Regions from separate parts of the Homo sapiens genome. Here region 1 is linked to region 2. The links are chromatin contacts, found by Hi-C or POLR2A ChIA-PET in ENCODE. All regions are on one chromosome and are shown on one strand. Each heading gives the region's core, a stretch centred on a gene start or an enhancer-like site at or near the end of the contact. The rest is flanking DNA. Distances are from core to core; before and after follow the strand shown.

The links. A loop is a pair of places that touch in the nucleus more often than their neighbours do. ChIA-PET counts read pairs that join two places held with the same protein, here RNA polymerase II (POLR2A).
Region 1: a map of dorsolateral prefrontal cortex shows a loop between it and region 2 (7-fold over the local background). The contact joins two enhancer-like sites. A Hi-C loop is called at or near these places in 4 of 168 maps with a recorded cell type or tissue (CD14-positive monocyte, adrenal gland, dorsolateral prefrontal cortex and 1 more). POLR2A ChIA-PET finds 5 or more read pairs at or near these places in 2 of 52 experiments (CD4-positive, alpha-beta memory T cell and T-cell).

Annotation. Positions count from the first base shown.
Region 1 is chr17:35,518,171-35,521,408 of GRCh38, reverse strand. All of the region lies in intron 2 of SLFN12L (schlafen family member 12 like), which reads left to right. Among named protein-coding and RNA genes, the nearest start is that of SLFN12L, 18 kb to the left of the region's middle. Within about 2 kb of position 1,793, at least 2 of the 41 ENCODE cell types and tissues checked have a DNase peak (open chromatin) inside an H3K27ac peak, as active enhancers do.
Region 2 is chr17:35,170,378-35,173,738 of GRCh38, reverse strand. UNC45B (unc-45 myosin chaperone B) reads right to left here. Exons shown (of 20, transcript NM_001267052.2): 13 at 2,277-2,417. Among named protein-coding and RNA genes, the nearest start is that of SLC35G3, 22 kb to the left of the region's middle. Within about 2 kb of position 1,683, at least 2 of the 41 ENCODE cell types and tissues checked have a DNase peak (open chromatin) inside an H3K27ac peak, as active enhancers do.

The sequences.
Region 1 (3,238 bases), core at 544-3,043, 350 kb before region 2:
TTGCAAAGATAGTACAGAAAGTTCCTGTGTACCCTTCACTCAGTTCCCTCTTTCATTACCACATTACTGTGGTTCACTTTTCACAACCATAGTACATTGCTGTGAACTAAACTCCGCAATTTATCTGGATTTCCCAGTTTTCTCCTACTCTGCTTGTCTGTTCCAGGATCCCATCCAGGATGCCATATGACATTTAGTAGTTATGTCTCCTTAGCTTCCTTGGATCTGTGATAATTTTTCAGACTTTATTTTTGAAGACCTGGATAGTTTTGAGAAGCCCTGTTCAGGCACTTTGTAGAATGTCCCTTTTGGGTTTGTCTGATGTTTTTCTCATAGTTAGGCTGGAGTTATAGGTTGTCAACTTAAAAATCACACAATTTATAAGTTTAGAAAAGATATTTTATTTATTATAAAGTGTTACAACTTGCAGGCTGGCCATCCTGATTGGGGGGAAGCTTAGACAGAAAGGCAGCACTTTGAGAGAAGGGAGGATGGAACAGGGATTTGTGCTGAATGGCTTGGGCAGTATATATATTCAGCAGGTTATAGGAGGAGATATGAATACTCCTGAGAGGGGGTTGTGCATGTGCATGGAGAGTAAACATGCTTATTGTGTGTAGTGTCCCATGGTCACTTTTTAGTAGAGACAACTTTTTTTTTTTTGAGACCGAGTTTTGCTCTGTCGCCCAGGCTGGAGTGCAGTGGTATGATCTCGGCTCACTGCAACTGCTGCCTCCTGGGTTCAAGCAAATTCTCCTGCCTCAACCTCCCGAGTAGCTGGGACTACAGGCGTGCATCACCAACCCTGTCTAATTTTTGTGTTTTTAATAGAGTACGGGTTTTGCCATGTTGGCCAGGCTGGTCTTGAACTCCTGACCTCAGGTGATCCATCCGTCTTGGCCTCCCAAAGTGTTGGGATTACAGGCATGAGCCATCGTGCCCAGCCAGTAGAGACTAAACTTTATAATTATTACAATTAGACCCTATATGTTTTAACTTTTATATCTATTACAATTAGACCTTACACATCAAAAGTCTTTTCAGGAGAAGAAGGCACTCAAGTGCTCAGAATCGAAACCAGCCAGAAGCAGTCCATGGTTGGTGGTCTTGTTATCAGAAGAAAGTTACTAAAATCAGTCTCTTGTCCAGTCAAAGCTGTAGTTAGGGCTGGTGGAGCAGGTGGTCAGTTGGTTCATGTCTGGCAGTGGATGCGCTGCAGTTGTTTTAATATTGCTTATCTCCAGGCCAGTGTTTGTTTAGCTGATAGAAGAAAAGAAAAAGCTTGTGGCTATTAGAACATAGTTTATTCTTTAAGTGTAGGGACGCGTGACTCAATTCTTGCCTGTCAAGGCTTTAGGTCCTATTTACAACTTGGTATCTTATTGCCACGAAGAGACTGTTCCATCGGTCTTATGATGTTTATTTTAACCTGAGTGCTGGTCAGTTGTTGTGTCTAAACTGCAAAAGAGAGCGGTTATAATGAGGTGCGGCTGACCTGCCATTCCATTATGCTTGCAAATTCAACTTTTAAGGTTTTTCTGGGGTCCCCTTGGCCAAGAGAGGGTCTGTTCAGTGGTTGGGGGGCTTAGGATTTTATTTTTCATACTCAAGATTTTCAAGAGGAAGACCACAGGGATGAACTGTAATTGTCATCATATCATATCAGGGGTGTATGCGATCGACATGTCTTATCATGTGGATATTAACCTTGACTGTATGAGTCAGAAAGTGTTTGCCAGGTTGATCCACCGTATTTACTTTTCCTCCCTCAGGTGTCATAAGTGCAGTTCACACTCAAAGGGTGGGGATTGAAGTGCCACTTCCTTGATGTGGGGAGAGAGGATGTAGCTATTATACATAAGTTATTTGGAATTCTTCTGTATAGGAGACTTGTCTTTTCTCCATTTACTCATTCATTCAATCTTTTACTTGTATGAATGAACTTATAGGTATTTATTTAATATTTTGGGTTATATTTCAATATTACATTATTTAGTTCCTCAAATTGTTCTAGTATTAGCCATTGGAAGCTCTTTCTTTTTTATTTATTTTATTTTGCTTTAAGTTCTGGGATACATGTGCAGAACGTGCAGGTTTGTTACATAGGTATACATGTGCCATGGTAGTTTGCTGCACCCATCAACCTGTCATCTAGATTTTAAGCCGTGCATGCATTAAGTATTTGTCCTAATGCTCTCCCTCTCCTTGCCCCCCTACCCTCTGACAGGCCCCAGTGTGTGATGTTCCCCTTTGTGTGTCCGTGTGTTCTTATTGTTCAACTCCCACTCATAAGTGAGAACATGTGGTGTTTGGTTTTCTGTTTCTGTGTTAGTTTGCTGAGAATCATGGCTTCCAGCTTCATCCACGTCTTTGCAAAGGACATGAACTCATTCTTTTTTATGGCTGCATAGTGTGTACGTGCCACATTTTCTTTATCCAGTCTATCATTGATGGGCATTTGGGTTGGTTCCAAGTCTTTGCTATTGTAAATAGTGCTGCAGTAAACATATGTGTGCATGTGTCTTTATAGTAGAATGATTTATAATCCTTTGGGTATATACCCAGTAATGGGATTGCTTGGTTAAATGGTATTTCTGGTGTTAGATCCTTGAGGAATTGCCACACTGTCTTCCACAATGGTTGAATTAATTTACACTCCCACCAACAATGTAAAAGTGTTCCTATTTCTCCACATCCTCTCCAGCATCTGTTGTTTTCTGACTTTTTAATAATCGTCATTCTAACTGGTGTGAGATGCTATCTCATTGTGGTTTTGATTTGCTTTTCTCTAATGACCTGTGATGGTAAGCTTTTTTTCATGTTTGTTCGGTGCATAAATGTCTTTTTTTTTTTTTTTTTAAATACAGTCTCACTCTGTCTCCCAGGCTGGAGTGCAGTGGCACGATCTCGGCTTACTGCAACCTCTGCCTCCTGGCTTCAAGCAATTCTCCTCCCTCAGCTTCCCGAGTAGCTGGGATTATAGGCACCTGCCACAATGCCCAGCTAATTTTTGTATTTTTGTAGAGATGGGGTTTCACCGTGTTGGCCAGGGTGGTCTCAAACTCCTGACCTCAAGTGATCCACCCACCTCGGCATCCCAAAATGCTGGGATTACAGGCGTGGGCCACCACACCTGGTCATAGATGTCTTCTTTTGAGAAGTGTCTGTTCATATCCTTTGCCCACTTTTTGATAGGGTTGTTTGTTTTTCTCTTGTAAATTTGTTTAAGTTCCTTGTA
Region 2 (3,361 bases), core at 434-2,933:
AAGGATTTTGAGATGAGGGGGTAAGCCTAGATTTCTGTGTGGGCCCAATATAATCACCAGGATCTTTATAAGAGGGAGGCAGGAAGATCAGAGTTAGTACTAGGAGATGTAACAATGGAATGGAAGTGAGGTCAGAGTGGTTCAAGGTCACCAGCCAAAGCATGTAGGTGGCCTCTAGAAGCTGAAAAAGGCAACAAAATGATTCTCCCTTAGAGCCTCCCAAAGAAACCAGCCCTGCTAACACCTTGACTTTAGCCGAGTGAGACTCATTTTAGGACTCTTGACCTCCAGAACTATAAGATTTTTAAAACCGGGCCAGGCGTGGTGGCTCCCGCCTGTAATTCCAGCACTTTGGGAGGCTGAGGTGGGTGGACCACTTGAGCCCAGGAGTTCGAGACCAGCCTGGGCAACATGGCGAAACCCCGTCTCTACTAAAAATACAAAAATTAGCTGGGCATGGTGGAGCGTGTCTATAATCCCAGCTACTCAGGAGGCTGAAGCAGGAGAATTGCTTGAGCCCAAGAGGCGGAGGTTGCAGTGAGCCAAGATTGCACCACTGCACTCCGCCTGGGCGACAGAGGGAGACTCAGTCTCAAAAAAAAAAAAAAAAAAAGTATAAAAATTGCGTTTTAGGCCACAGTGCGTGTGGCAATGTGTTCTAGAAACAATAGGAAACTAAGACACTTCTCCAGATTCCCTCTTCCCAAGCAACTGCCAAGGGGTATACAGCACGCCTTGCTGTCGTGTGTGATTGTCTCTCCTCTCTTCTTCCTTGCCTTACCTAATCCCAAGACAGAGCCTGAGGAGCTGATACCGTAGAAAACCAGTCCCAAAGATTCTCTCATTCACAGAGGAATGAAATAAAAGACGGATAATCCAAAAGACTAAATGATGCGTATATTGTTTTTCTTGGAGAAGGCTGAGGTGGGAGTGGAGGTAGAGAGAGGGTATAGGCAGGAAAGGACACAGTGGATGAAGCCGCCATAACAATGGATTGGGTTTGCTGGAAACCCAAAGTCAACCCAGGGTTAAAGAGTCCCTACAGATAATCCTCAGAGTGAGGAGTGGTGGGGAAGGGGCTGACAACCCTGGGCAAGCCCTGGAAGCCACACTGGAACTTCACAGCCACAGCACATGCTCTGCACCCTTGCCTGGATGAAACATCATGCAGCTTTCAAAAATGATTCAGAGGCCAGGTGTGGTGGCTCATGCCTGGATTCCCAACGCTTTAGGAGGCCGAGGTGGGTGGGTCACTTGAGGTCAGGAGTTTGAGACCAGCCTGACCAATATGGTGAAACCCTGTTTCTACTGAAAACACAAAATTAGCCGGGCATGGTGGTGCATGCCTGGAATTCCAGCTACTTGAGAGACTGAGGCAGGAGAATCACTTGAACCTGGGAGGCAGAGGTTGCATTGAGCCGAGATCTCACCACTGCACTCCAGCCTGGGTGACAGAGCAAGACTCTGTCTCAAAAAATAAATAAATAAAATAAAAATGATTCAGAGAATGAGATGGCAATGTGAAAAACATATTTTTCCAAAATTGGGCACAAAATGATAAATATATTCTAATTATAACTGTGAAAGGAAAAAAGATACATAGAAAAAAAGCCTCTGGTAGGTAACATAACATCAAAATGCCAACAGCAGTCATGTGGAGATGACGTAATCATGAGTGGTTATTTTCTTTTCCCCACATTTTAACTCGTTTTGCAGCATGATTATATTACTTTGATCATTAAAAAAATCTAAATGATTTTATTGGCTGGCAATATCTTGCATATATTCTTAAACAAATCACACACAAATCATATCTTCATGTGCAGGGAATTGTTGGAGAGGGTTCCAGGGGATCTGTGACTTCTGGGCTAATGCTGACCATGCCTCTCCTCTCATGATTCCTACTTAGCACCCATGTCACAAAATCCAGAAATCTGAGAAAATCAAATTGTTATCTGTTGGAGACATGAAATAAAACTGTCTTTTATCCATAAAATCAACAACACAAATTGCAAAGTGTCCATCATGGCTCTGTTTGTTTTCTCAGACTATAAATTGTTGGATTTTTTTCAAAATAGAAAATAAAAACAAAGAAAAAGCATGAGCACCATCTGGTGGGAAAGTTTACCATTAACATATTCAATGTATGTGTATCTTACCCCCAACCACCCAAACACACACCGTGCCACTCCTGACACCACTCCTTTTGCCGTTCCGCCTCCTTTGGAGGCCTAGTGGCACAGACCAGACCCCTCCCGGGTCGCGCCTGACCCTACCTTGGGGTGTTCCTCGGGCACATGCTGCTTGGAGAACTTGGCGAGCTGGACAAGCTCTGGGATGACCTCCTTGACATCGTAGCTGTTGGTGCAGTTCACCAGGGTGGTGGCCACCGAGTACAGGATGGTCTTGTCACTGGTCTGGAAGGCACAGGGTTGGGGAGAGGGAAAGCAGAAAGGAAACTTTAGGACAAACCTCTGCTTCCAGGATGCTCCCTCACGTGGCCGGCAGGTTGGTGTCGGAGGAGTGCAGCTGGTAGGGCCCATTCTGAGGAAAGACAGCAGCGCAGGAGAGGAACGGTTCTCCCCATAAAGGCAGGCAGCAGTGTCTCCTGCACCCTCCACAGTAGCTCTGACAGTATGAATAGGAGCTGTCCCACAAAGATCCTCGCTTTGCGCCTCTTCCACAAGCCCAGTCTAACACTTTCCCATCCAACTGGAGATGGGGTGGGAGCTGGACATTTTCCGGTCCTGGTGAAAATCTCTCCCATGCTTCCTCCATTTACTGGTAGAAAAGGGCCAGGGAGTTGGCCCAGCAGATGAGGAAAGGAGTCTGGGGGGGCCTGGGAGGGAGGGCAGGTTCCCAGAAAGGCCAGGCACAGCCTCTTTTATTTATTTATTTTCTTGAGGCAAGGTCTCTCTCTGTCACCCAGGCTGGAGTGCAGAGCTGGAATTCTAGCTCACTGCAGCCTCGATCTCCCAAGGCTCAAGCAATCCTCCCACCTCAGCCTCCCGAGTAGCTGGGATTACAGGTATGTGCCACCACGCCCAGCTAATTTTTGTATTTTTTGTAGAGTTGGGGTTTCACCATGTTGCCTAGGCTGGTCCTGAACCCCAGAGCTCAAGCCATCCGCCCGCCTCAGCCTCCTGAAGTGCTGGAATTACAGGCACGTGCTACGATGCCCTGCTTTTTTTTTTTTTTTTTTTTTTTTTAGCTGCCTCAGGTCCTTCAAGACCTCACCTCCTGAGGGCCCCAGGAAAACAAACTGCCCTCCTGTGCATCTTCCCATCTCTGGAAGGCATTGGGAGTCGGGAGTCCATTTTACAATCAGGTAAAATGAGGGCCAGAAAGGGGGAAATAACCA